Linked DNA regions of Homo sapiens: region 2 is linked to region 1. A link is a contact called in ENCODE Hi-C data. All regions are on one chromosome and are shown on one strand. The core of a region is the stretch at or near the end of the contact, and the rest is flanking DNA. Distances in the headings are between cores, read along the strand shown. Region 1 holds the start of LYSMD3 (LysM domain containing 3). Region 2 has its middle 64 kb from the start of LINC02060.

Region 1 (6,115 bases), core at 2,465-4,964:
TGACTTGCTCTCCACTTCTGGGTGATCACTATCTATCATCACCCAATTCCATAGACTGGGTCATGCCTCAGGTTTTCCTTTGGTTTAGTGAACTTAATTACATACTGTCTTATCATCTTAAATCTCTGGAGAAGTAGGCACGAAAACAAGCAGGATGCAGGTTCTGGGGGAATTCACCTGCACTGATTTGCCTATGTGACAGTAGTGATTATAAGAGACATGGGAAACAAAGCATTTCAAATTATAGTCTACTTAAATATAAAGATGTAACTGTTCCTTTCTACATGTACCAACCACCTAGCTAAAGAGTATAAGGATAGTATTTGTGAGGCTAGTTTTCATCGTGTCTGCATGGATGAAGACTTGAAGATGGTTGTTTTCAAGTCATGTTTAAGATCCATGAATTAATTACTAGCATTTATAAACAGCTTTGGATTCCTGAAGTATATCTGACTCTTCTTTTGTCCACATTATGGCAAAGCCATGATTACAATAATCATTATGTTTAAAAATCACAGGATTAAAGGCAGCTAGAGAGGTCATGTGGTACACCTGCTAGCAGAACATATCCAAATCATCCAGTCTGTTTTTTTCCAACACTTCGAGAGAAGAGACACAATAATTTTCTCTCTACATAGGTTATTTGAAGATCAGAGATGTGGGAGTTTTTTTTTTTTTTAAGTTTCACTCCATAATCCAATTTTAACTTCATCTGAGATTACTTAAAGTATTTCCTTATTGTCCAACAGTTCTTTCTAGTTCTGCTTCTGAAAAGTAGAAGCTGGATAGAAAAGGCTGCTATAAGGATAGAAATAGGAATAATAGGAAGGAGGAGAGAGTAAAAGAGCAGGGTTGAAAGAAATCAGAAAGAGGAAAATCAAGAAGACGTGTAAAAAGAATTCAATGTTTTGTTACCCTTTCATTTTTTGATTTATAAGAGAATTGATCTGGTTCTTTTCTCCAGACATTTGCCGCCTGAATACAAAGTACAAACAGACTCAGGAATGACTAAGAGATGGATGGTTAACTATAGGTTAGCTCCAGAATAAACAAGTCCAGTTACTTAGAAATAAAATGTGTTAATTCTTAATATAATAAAAGCATGTAGTAATAAAAATTCAGTCTATATAGAAAGTTCTAAGAGGAAAAGGCAAAATTTCCTGCCTACTCCCCTGCCATGTCTAGTCCTTTTCAGCCACTGTTAAAATTCCTTGAGTGACTTTCCAGATAGAAAAATTAAGTGCATCTCTCTGCATATATGTGTGTGTGAATGTGTATGTGTATATGTGTGTCGGTGGGGTACGGGGGGTAGGATGAGGGATGCTTATTTGAAATTTTATTCCATAGAAATAATATCATACCTCCTATTTTTTCTTCCTAAAATAGACTAAAATACATTTTAAAGATCTTTCTACACGCTTCAGTCATTCAAGCTCCATAAGTAAGGGGAATTTGTCTTTTTAAGCACTGTTTTTCTTCAACAGAAACTTATTAGGTAAATGAATGAATAAATCAGCAAATGCCAGATTAACTTCACTCTTCTGAAACCAAGTATAACATTATATTGTTTTAATGTACCGGAAGTATCAGTCAACTACTGATAAACATTTAAAATATTTTCAGATTTTGGCTATTACTGTGCAAACATTCCTGAACATATCTGTTAAATCTTGCACATATGTGTCTGTAAGTAAATCTAAGGTAATTACTTAGCAATGTAATAGTTCAGTCAGTTGCATTTAAAATTTTGATAGATATTGCCTAACAGGTTGCATCAATTTACACTCTCACTTCAGTACAACTTCTACTCTAGGGCAACTCACAAAAACTAAACGTTAGTGACTAAAACACATATTCCTAGAAATGACATATTCTTTCATCTATAGCGTTTTAACAGAAACTGTGTCAGGTGAAATCTTGAAACACTAAAAATCCTTTGGCTCTGCTGAGCACTGGGGACATCCTTTTTCTCAAAGACAAAATGCTTGTTCCTACTGGCCGGCTTTTTGGAACTTGGCCAAAATTCACGCTAACTGCTTCTTTTGTATATTCTAATAATAAAATATAATCCTATTCTTCCATTTTTATAAAAAGTTTAATATTTGCATCCTTGTTAAATACAAATAACTATTCAAGAGCATGCAGATATCTTTGAGAAAGTTATTTATATGAAGGATACAGGTATCGGTCCTATAGAAGTGCTTGAAATCTATCACTTTGGCTCTCACATTAATTCCGCTGTCTATTGACATTAAAATAAGAAAAGTAACCTATAGACAGAAAGAAGGTTGTATTCCCATTAACATTCATGAGGGCTAAGCAGCCGAAGTCCTACATATCAAGCAGGGAATATATCCTTTGTCTGCTGATGAGAGAACGTCTCAGTGATAAATGGTTACAGACAGGGGTGTCATGAGGGCAACAACACACAGAACAATTCAGACAAACTTTTTAAAAAAGTCTTCTCCTGCAGTTTTTTTTTGTGGCGCTGGGAAGCACAGTGCCTATCCCTGCTAATAAAAGAAAACTATTGCAATGCAAAACTCCTAACCTTTGCAGAGGCACTTACCAGAAAACCAAAAACATACTCTTTGAAAAACAATTTAAAACCAAGCTTCAAAGGCTTTCTAATGTATAAATATTCAGACATTCTGAAAAGCACTGCTCTGCACCCTGCACCCCAGCTATTTGTGCCTAAAATGGATATTGTCGTAACAGTTAGCATGGTTGTCAAAGTGCAACGTCTCTAATATCAACACTGAGAGACATCAGACTCATTAAAATGCTTTACATTCATTAATTAGGTTGGTGCAAAAGTAGTTGCGGCTTTTGCCAAAGTCATACATAAATTCAAACACATTATGATACTCATTTAACACATTTGTGATAAAAATCATGTATGAAGTCATGAGTTTATTTAATAAGCTAATATTCCATAGAGTCCAATGGTGACTACCAATGACTCAGTTAATTTTCAAACCAAAATAAGTTAGATTACAATTTGTTGACTCCCTTGACTCCTCGAGCCAGGGAAAACATTTCCTGGGGCCTGACTCTAGGTGGCTCACTTCCCTCACCTAAAAACAGGAAGGGTGAGACAACCCCCTCCAACCCTCGTCCTCGGTCCCCCAAGGATTTCTCTCCAGAATTCTGCCTCTTCTGCAGCAGTCTGGAGTCTTCAGCATGAAAAGGGTAACAAACATGGCGCAATTTTCTGAAACCGTGATGTCAACAGTGTTTTTGAGGTGTCCTTTCCCACCCTAAAGAAAATTCGAGATGCACAGCAAGAAAAAAATGCAAGACAGCTCCCCGACACATCCTGAGCCACGCCTCGTCCTCAGGGTGCACCCGACAGTCTCTGCCAGCGCAGTGTGGACGCTGGACAAAGACGCAGCCAGTAGGTCGCTGGTGGTCGCGGGTTGGATCCGCTGACTTGGCCACCAAATCTTTTCCTCGGGGAGTGAAGCGGCACGGAAGGAGCGGAGTCAAGGGCGGGGCTGGGGATTGGACCCGCCCCCGGGCCCGGGGATTGGACCCGCCCCCGGGCCCCGGAGGAGTCCCTGCGCCTGCGTGCCGGGCGTGGACCTGTGGTTGGACTCCCCCGTTTTGGGCTGCCCTCCGCGTCCTCCCCCGCCCCTTCCCACCTCCGCCCACTTGACGCGATGACGCATCTCAGGTTTGCGGACGTGGCGGCGGCGTACGGCCCGGAAGGCGGAGACGTTGGCGGCAGAGGCGGAGGCGGACGGGGTCAGCCCAAAGCAGAGGCTCGGCCATGAACTTACCCGGGACAGCGGCGGCGGCGGACCTTTTGGCCATCTTCTCGCAGAGTGCTCCCTGCTAACGGGGACAGGTAAAGATGGTGGCAGGAGGTGAGGGTAGCCCGGTCCAGGAGGGCGGGGTTGAGCCCCAGCTGCGTCCTCACGGGAGGCGCTGAGCCTCGGCCACAGGTGTGGTGGGGGCTGCAGGGCCGGGCTCGGCCCGTGTGGCGGACACCCCCGAGACAGGGAAGAACTTCCAGACCAGCCCTGCCAGGCCCTCTTGTCACACTGTCGGGGAAACTGAGGCTCAGAGGAAGGACGCCTACCTGCTGGATTACCTGGGCAGCTAATTTCCCACCCAAACACAGCATTTCTCCCACGACTTTATGTTGGCGTGAAATATTCGCTGACGGCATCTTGTCACATCGTTCAAGTGTCATGCTGTGACAGAAGACTCTGAGACGTAATCTTCGCTGACGATAGCAGGGAAAGAAAAACTTGACGTGTGGAATACAGAGGGAGGAGGTAGTTAAGTTTTAAAAAACAAAATTGTCCCTGGCAGCGGATAGGGTGCCTTTGATTCTGTCCCTTTGCAGCTTTAACTTGTGCCCTGTGACCCTCTTATTGCACCTTGCTTAGTTAAAGAAGGTCAAGGCGAAACACCCAGCAGCCATTCTACAGTACGAAGGTGTTTGGGAAACCGTTTTCAGTTACAGACTGAGCTGAAGAATGCTTTAACACTGTTTTGTGGCCCCTCGTAATCTAGGTAGCACGCAGGCTTGTTCCAAGTTTCTGAAAGGGAGTTCGTGCCTTTTTCCTGCTCTAAGAGAATTAAGAGAGGTGAATAGAATTGAGCCAGATGACTTAAATATTATGTATTTTCTAATCTCTGAGTAGTAGACTGGAGTGATCGCCTGGGTCAGTCTGTTCACTTCGGTTGAAGACACAGCCAGTTCTTGATCATTCAGAATACCCAGATTTGTAACACGATAGTCAGCTGCCTGCATTTCATTATAAAGGGGAGTGGAGAGATAGTGAGACAGGTGAAGTTCTGACCTTTAAATTATATTTAGAAATATATCGTGGAGAGAGGTTGATAGAAACAAGTATCTAAAATGGCTTTGGGGCATTGCTTAGTGATTTTCAGTTAGCTGCACTACTAAGCCAATTTTGAAGTTCTAAGTACAAATTATTAGGGTGAAACTGTCTAACAAGACACATAAGTAGGTCGGTATAGCCAAGTGTAAATTGCTGTATATTAAGTCTTAACTTTTTTGATCATGGATGCCTTTTGAGAATATGAAGCAATGAAAATTCTCCCCAGAAAAATATACATATGTATAAAATTTGCCTGGAATCTACAGGATTCAAAGACATTCCCTAGGTTAAAGACACAAGATTAAAAAAAGACCTGGTTAAATGAGTGGAAATAAAACTGTTATCCTTGGAGGAAAAGATGTGGTCATGACTTCAAAACTGCTTTTGAGATATAAAATGTGATAGTTTTCTTTAGTTTCATAGCTGTCAAGTTAGGAATCCTAGTTCTTGGTAATAATGTAGCACTTCAGAGAACAGTTGAAATAATCTACTTAACATATAGCTATTAGTTATCTGTGTTATCTGAATAGGAACTCTTGAGCTTTTAAAGCATTATAATATTGCCATTAGAGCAAGGTCAGAAAGTGCTTTTCAAGGGTTGGATTCAACTATATTAAATAGTTTTAAAGCATTTTATGATAAGTATATGCCTAGAAAGTACAGGTTGGGTAGTCCTTACCTGAAATGCTTGAGACCGGAAGTGTTTCAGATTTCTTTGGATTTTGGAATGTTTGCATATACATAATAAGATACATTGGGGATGGGACCTGTCTGAACATGAAATTTGTGTTTCATATTCAACTTATACACATAGTCGGAAGGTAATTTTATATGATTTGTGCACAAAAGTTCTTGTACCTGGAACCATCAGCAGGTAAAAGTGTCACTATCTCAGCCACCCTTGTGGAAAATTTGTGGTTGTTTGGCATCACCGTCATTCCTAACTCTGAATTTGTATGCTACTAATAAGCAGTCATTTTCTTACACTTTTTCACACATAAGTGCTTAACAGTAAAAAAAAAAAAAAAAATACCATTAATACAGTGAAAAAATAATGTGTTCAGGGTACCTAAGCACATCACCAGAATACCTGTACAGGTTTAGCATTCCTAATCTGAAATCTGAAACGTCAGTTGTGGAATTTTCCATTTGTGGCTTCATGTCAGCACTCAAAGTATTTCAAATTTCAGAGTATTTAAGATTGGATTTTTGGGTTAGGGATTCTCAACCTTTGTAATTTATTGTCATCCATTTTATAT
Region 2 (5,493 bases), core at 2,320-4,819, 2.0 Mb after region 1:
TGTACATGGATATATGTGTATATATGTCTGTATATTTTTATATATATATATATATATTTAAAATACATATATAAAGGCATCTTTTGTCCAAAACTAAAGCAAAGTCATGGTGATGTGATGTTGCTTTTTGTCTATAACCAGCTCATAATAGATAAATGCATTTCTAATGATGAAGAGCTCAGGATGGGATGGAATCGGGGGGCAGGGGAAAGCATGTATTTATATGTATTTTAAAATATATATATAAAAATATAAAATACACACAAAAATGTGCATACTGGTTCTGCCTCTCTGGTTGAATCCTGACTGATACAATACCTCATCTTTAGCATATTTTTGTATCTCATGTTAGAGTTTGCTAAGGACTTCTGCGTGTTTATTAAGTCCTAGATGACAAAACTGGGGCCCAGAAACAGTAAGTGACCTAACCAATGCCATGTAGCCAGTTGGTGATCTAATCAAGACCTCAATTAAAGCTCAAGTTCCCCAGCCTGACAACATTGCTTATAATGTTAATGTTAACATTTCTAGTGTTATGTATAAAAAAGTTTAATAACAATAAATATACAAGTTAAAAGTACAATAAAACTTTTTTGGGGGTATAGGAAAAGCACAATAAAACTTTTTGGTGGGTACAGAAAAAAATGTATTACAATTTGGATTGAAATCGTAACTTCTCTTTATATTCCTGAAAATTATATAGAACTCCATTTTGGGGAGAGGATTGAAGTTTGTGATTAATTCCAATATTTATACAGAAAAATTTTTTAAAACCCAGAGAATTTAGCAATGGGTTTACCATTTTATATTATGATGCCTCCAGGGCTGGGTGTAGAGTGGCTAGGGAGGGCTGGGTGAGGAGAGATCTTAAAGAAGTAACAGATGTAAAGACCCAATAATAAACTAATACACCTGTGCAATAAGCATTCTATATTCTCTCATGTATTACTCAGATATAACAGTTCTAATTTAATCAACAGAAGATATCATGTCCCATCCTTGCTGCTCTCTAGAAGTATTTAATATCTCAATCACTGAAAGTCAGTATTGAAAGGCTTTAGTCTCTATCTATTATCTATCTATCTATCTATCTATCATCTATCTATCTATCTATCTATCTATCATCTATCTATCTATCTATATCTATCTATCTATCCAATTTTTTCCCCTTGGGAACAACAATAGGTATAAAATCCTAGGATAGGGGAAAATTTTGGAAGTAGTGATAGTTTTTATTTTTTAACTTTTAAAAAATATTTTTATTGTTATATCATAGTTGTACACATTTTGGAAGTTCATGTGATATTTTAATACATGTGTACAATGTATGATGATCAAATCAGGGTAACTAGGATATCCATCACCTCCGACAAGAGTAATTACTAAATTATAGGGTAAACGGCTAAAAACAATGCACTTAGCCTTAAGCATCAACATCTAACTATTCATTGTTTTTTTGTTTTTGTTTTTGTTTTTTTTCTCTTTTGGCCTTCACACAAACTGAGAAAGCCACAGCCCATGTAGAATGGAAATATAGTATTTTAAACCTTTTTTCTTCTGAATACAAAACCCACCTCTTCGCTGGGAAATTGCATTCCCATCCCAATCAGTCTTAGTGAAAACCACTGATTCAGGGTAATTTCCCAGGACATAGTGGGTGTTGTGGGAGTGACAGCCCACATAGAGGGAAAAACTGACTTAAGGAGGGCCTAGGAGGGTCCTCCCTCAGGATATCCTATACAAGCTTGTGGGGCAGAGGGCCATGCCTTCCTGTGTGGTGAAGCTATGGAAGGGTTGATGGTGGTTTACATCCATGTCTTCCAGAGTATGGGAAAAGACTGTCTGCAGTAGGAGTGAATAAACCTAAGTTGTAGAGAGATGCAGGGGAACGGGCCCGCTGAGAGGGAAGCCTGGTACTTCCAATGGGTGGCTCCAGCTATCCCTGAAGCCCTGGTGCTCCGGGGGGTAGCTAACTTTTGGATTACTCTAAACTTCATTTTGATGAGCAACCAAAGAGACTGGGGAATAAGGATTGGTGAAGTGCTCTATTTCTAGAGGCTTGTATTCCAAGATGTGTGTGAGAGTTTTGTCTGCTGGGGGGCCAGGCTAGTACCTGAGAAGTCTGGTCTGAGCTTGCATCTCTGTGGCCTGTGGAGACTTAACATGGAAAGGGATCATCCTGGTAGTTTATCCTTACACAAAATGGATTGGCCTGGGAGTGAAAACTAATTGTACTTGTAAAGTTTCAATTGTCTTTTCTTAAATAAAGGGGGGGTGGGGGCACGGTGCAAAAATTGGGGAAAACCGTGAAAGGGAAAAGCATTTTGAAAAATTTTTAAATGCCCCTTATTATTTTGTAGTTGCAGGATTTTGGTTTAATTTGAATCAGTTAACTCTCAGAGGACATCTGTAGCATTTAGAAAAGGATGGCTAATTTGCAGCAGATACGAGCTTTTGTGCAAAGGCAGAAAGATGTACTGTAACATATGATGCAGATCACTTTAGAGTAATTGAACCATGGCTTTTGCATGCTTTCGATCTTAAGCTTATCTCTATCTGAAGCCTGTAGAAAGTCTTTTTCCATTTACATAACAGGGCAAGAGATTATTACTACTAAAATTAGATCCACGAATTGCTATGCATAGTGCTTTGTAGCATAATCAAATTATGATAAAATAGCCTTTATTTCTTTATAGCTATATAATATAGTTAGGTTCTTTCACAATTTGTTTAGAAGTAAATGGGTGGCAGTACTATCTTATTATATTAAAACATTGCTGATTTTTGGCCAAATTGACAACCTTGCTTGATTGTTTTTTAGAGATGCTTATTTGAAGAATGGGGAGGAGCCTGACAAAGGCTAATATGTTTTCCTTTCTTGCCACTCCTCCCCCCAGCCTTTTTTTTTTAAATGTGAGCCACTGCTCGTAAGTTCTTCCTGCACATCCTTATCACTTACTGTGATAATACGATCCTGAGAAAATGGTTCCTGTTCATTTGATGTGACCAGATAAAGTCAAAAGCCTTATGCCCTGGAGAATCCTTAACTGTTTTCTCCCAGATTCTGAACAGGGCAAATCACAAAAACCTTGTCATCAGTTAAATTATTCTTGTAAAGATGTAAACATGGTAGGGGAGGGAAAACAAACTCAGAGAATCAAGGAAAAAAATGTGGCAGTGGGGGAAGAGAAGAAAATGGAAATTAAGACTTGCAATGGAGGAAAAAACAGCAGAAAGGAGAGAACAGAAAAAATACGACAAGGATATGGCTATGAGGGAAATGAAGGCTAGAGAGAGGGCAAAATATAAAACCAAGGGAAGCTTAAAACATGGTAAGAGCAGATTCCATCCCGTTTAAAGGCTCTGAAAGTTTCTTGATGGCTCTATTGAGCAGAACCCCCCACCCCCATCCCATTCTATATTATTGTTAATGCTAAAGGTAGCTGTAGCTGCAGAGGTGGCATTTCTTCTAATTTAATTTTCAGTTACTGAACTCAGTTACTGACTCTTTAGAGCCGGAGGGAGGATGAGCCTTTGTTAAAGCTGCAGCCGTTAACTTTCACTTTTCTTTTCAACCTCATTAGATTTCCTGAGGTTTAGTTCTAGACTTAAAGCACTGCACTGTGGCTAAACTATGTAAAATAACATTTTTGGTGAAAAGCAACACCTGCAAAAATGTCACACAAATTTCAACTTTAGTTGTACCCAGTGATGTCACCAAATGAAGTGCTAGTGCAGACGACACAAGTAATAGGGTATTAAATTTGTCACGGGCTTCATGGAAGCCACAGCCTGTGACTCCTTCATGGCATCCTGCAGTGCAATGATGAACCAGAAAAACTCCTTGTCTGGTGGCACCTTTATATTTGTGTTCAATGAGTAGCACACCCATGCAGACATAAGCCTCATTGAAGCAGGATTTAGAAGAGGCTGCTTCCCTGGTTTAGTCCACACAGGGCATCAAAATTCTGATTTAATTGGTATGGGTAACCTGTTTCCCATGTGTAGGGAGATTCTTGAACTCAGAATATTACAAAAATGACATTTTCTTGATTTCTTGAGAATGACTAAAGGCTGGAATGAGAACTACAGATGATTGACTCTGAACAATCAGGTACAATGATCTACAAAGTTTATACAATGCATGTGGTGATCAGTCTCTGCTGTCATGTCTTTCGGAGAAACATCTCTATGCTGGCCCAATCTGTGGATCCTGGGGTGGTGACCTCGTCCCAAATGGTCAGGGACAACCAGGGAGGCTTTACTGCCTCAGGACTCACTTTGCTGCTCAGAGAGTCTCTGTGCCTCTGGTCTCTATGACAAGCTGTTTTCTCTCCTCTGTTGTTGCATTCTGTTCTTTATGTGACATAGAAAGACATTTTAAAGCCACCTAAGTGGGACAAGTCCCTCCTGTGAAGGGTGGAAATCTAATTGGATCCACCGTCTCTTTGGTGCCTTGGCAGTGCCTATGCAACACCTTTAAATCTCCTGTAAGCAACGGTAACTTGGACGTACTGTGTAACCACTTCTTGTCCAATATCATGTACGTTTGCTTTTCTTGACATACTAGCTGTGTAAAAGTCACTCTAAAGGATACATAATGATATAGGAATTACTAAAGAAAAAGTTGGCTGGGTGGGTGGCTAAAATATTTTATATTTTATTATTCTCCATTAAAAAGGTAGTGAAATAAAATCAGATTTATTTGATAGAAATATGTACCAGATTTCATTTGGGCTTGTTCTAGAGGAGTATTTTCCACAAGATTTTTATTATTTTTTTTAAATTTTTTTAAATTTTAAGTACAATAGGAAATATATTTAAATCATGACCCATTTATTACAATGTACACAATTCTTACTAAGAAACCATGCGATGTGTTCTGATTGTTTCTATTCTATTTGTTTCATTTAAAAATGCTTGTCACATCCTACTACATTTCCTTCATTACCCGTGAATGGGGAGTGACACACAGTTTGTAAACTACTTTTCTATAATTTTGAGCACAATACGCACAAAGGATAAAAAAATTTCAGGCAGTAGAAATTAAGTAGTAGACACATGAGTCTAAATTCTAAACACGCAGTAGGTGTTTTGTTCTTGTTATTTTAAATATTGGATTTAATTGCAGATTATTTTTTGAAGATTTTGGTGGTAACTAAGCCCTTGTTACCCTGAATTCATTACAATGTTTCAAACCAGTTTTTAAGCACAGCATTAAGGCTCTTTGTGGCTACTATCTTATATAATCTTTAATATAACACTATGAGATAAAAGGCTTATTGGATGAAGAAACTGAGGCTAAGACTGAAGGCAATTTGCTCCAGGTTGAGATACAATTAGTAAGTAGTCAAGCCAATGTTCTCCCAAGTGCTGTGACTTTTCTGCCCACTGCCAGGCCCTTAGCTAGAGAGGGGCCAATCAGAATCACCCAAGAAGCTATTTCCACCCACACAGTCTCTCTTCCTATCCCTCCAAACTCCATCACACTTG

The links. Hi-C counts contacts between places; a loop is a spot of excess contacts on that map. Pooled maps may share reads with other maps.
Region 2: a loop to region 1 is called in a pooled map, with 6 times the contacts of the local background. The contact joins the enhancer-like site here to the promoter of LYSMD3 in region 1. A Hi-C loop is called at or near these places in 6 of 50 pooled maps.

Annotation. Positions count from the first base shown.
Region 1 is chr5:90,527,183-90,533,297 of GRCh38, reverse strand. LYSMD3 (LysM domain containing 3) reads left to right here and starts at 3,714. Exons shown (of 3, transcript NM_198273.2): 1 at 3,714-3,850. RefSeq lists enhancers at 3,058-3,317, 3,943-4,443 and a silencer at 3,428-3,677.
Region 2 is chr5:88,500,632-88,506,124 of GRCh38, reverse strand. No RefSeq gene overlaps it. Among named protein-coding and RNA genes, the nearest start is that of LINC02060, 64 kb to the right of the region's middle. RefSeq lists enhancers at 3,725-3,834, 3,845-3,994. Within about 2 kb of position 3,569, at least 5 of the 41 ENCODE cell types and tissues checked have a DNase peak (open chromatin) inside an H3K27ac peak, as active enhancers do.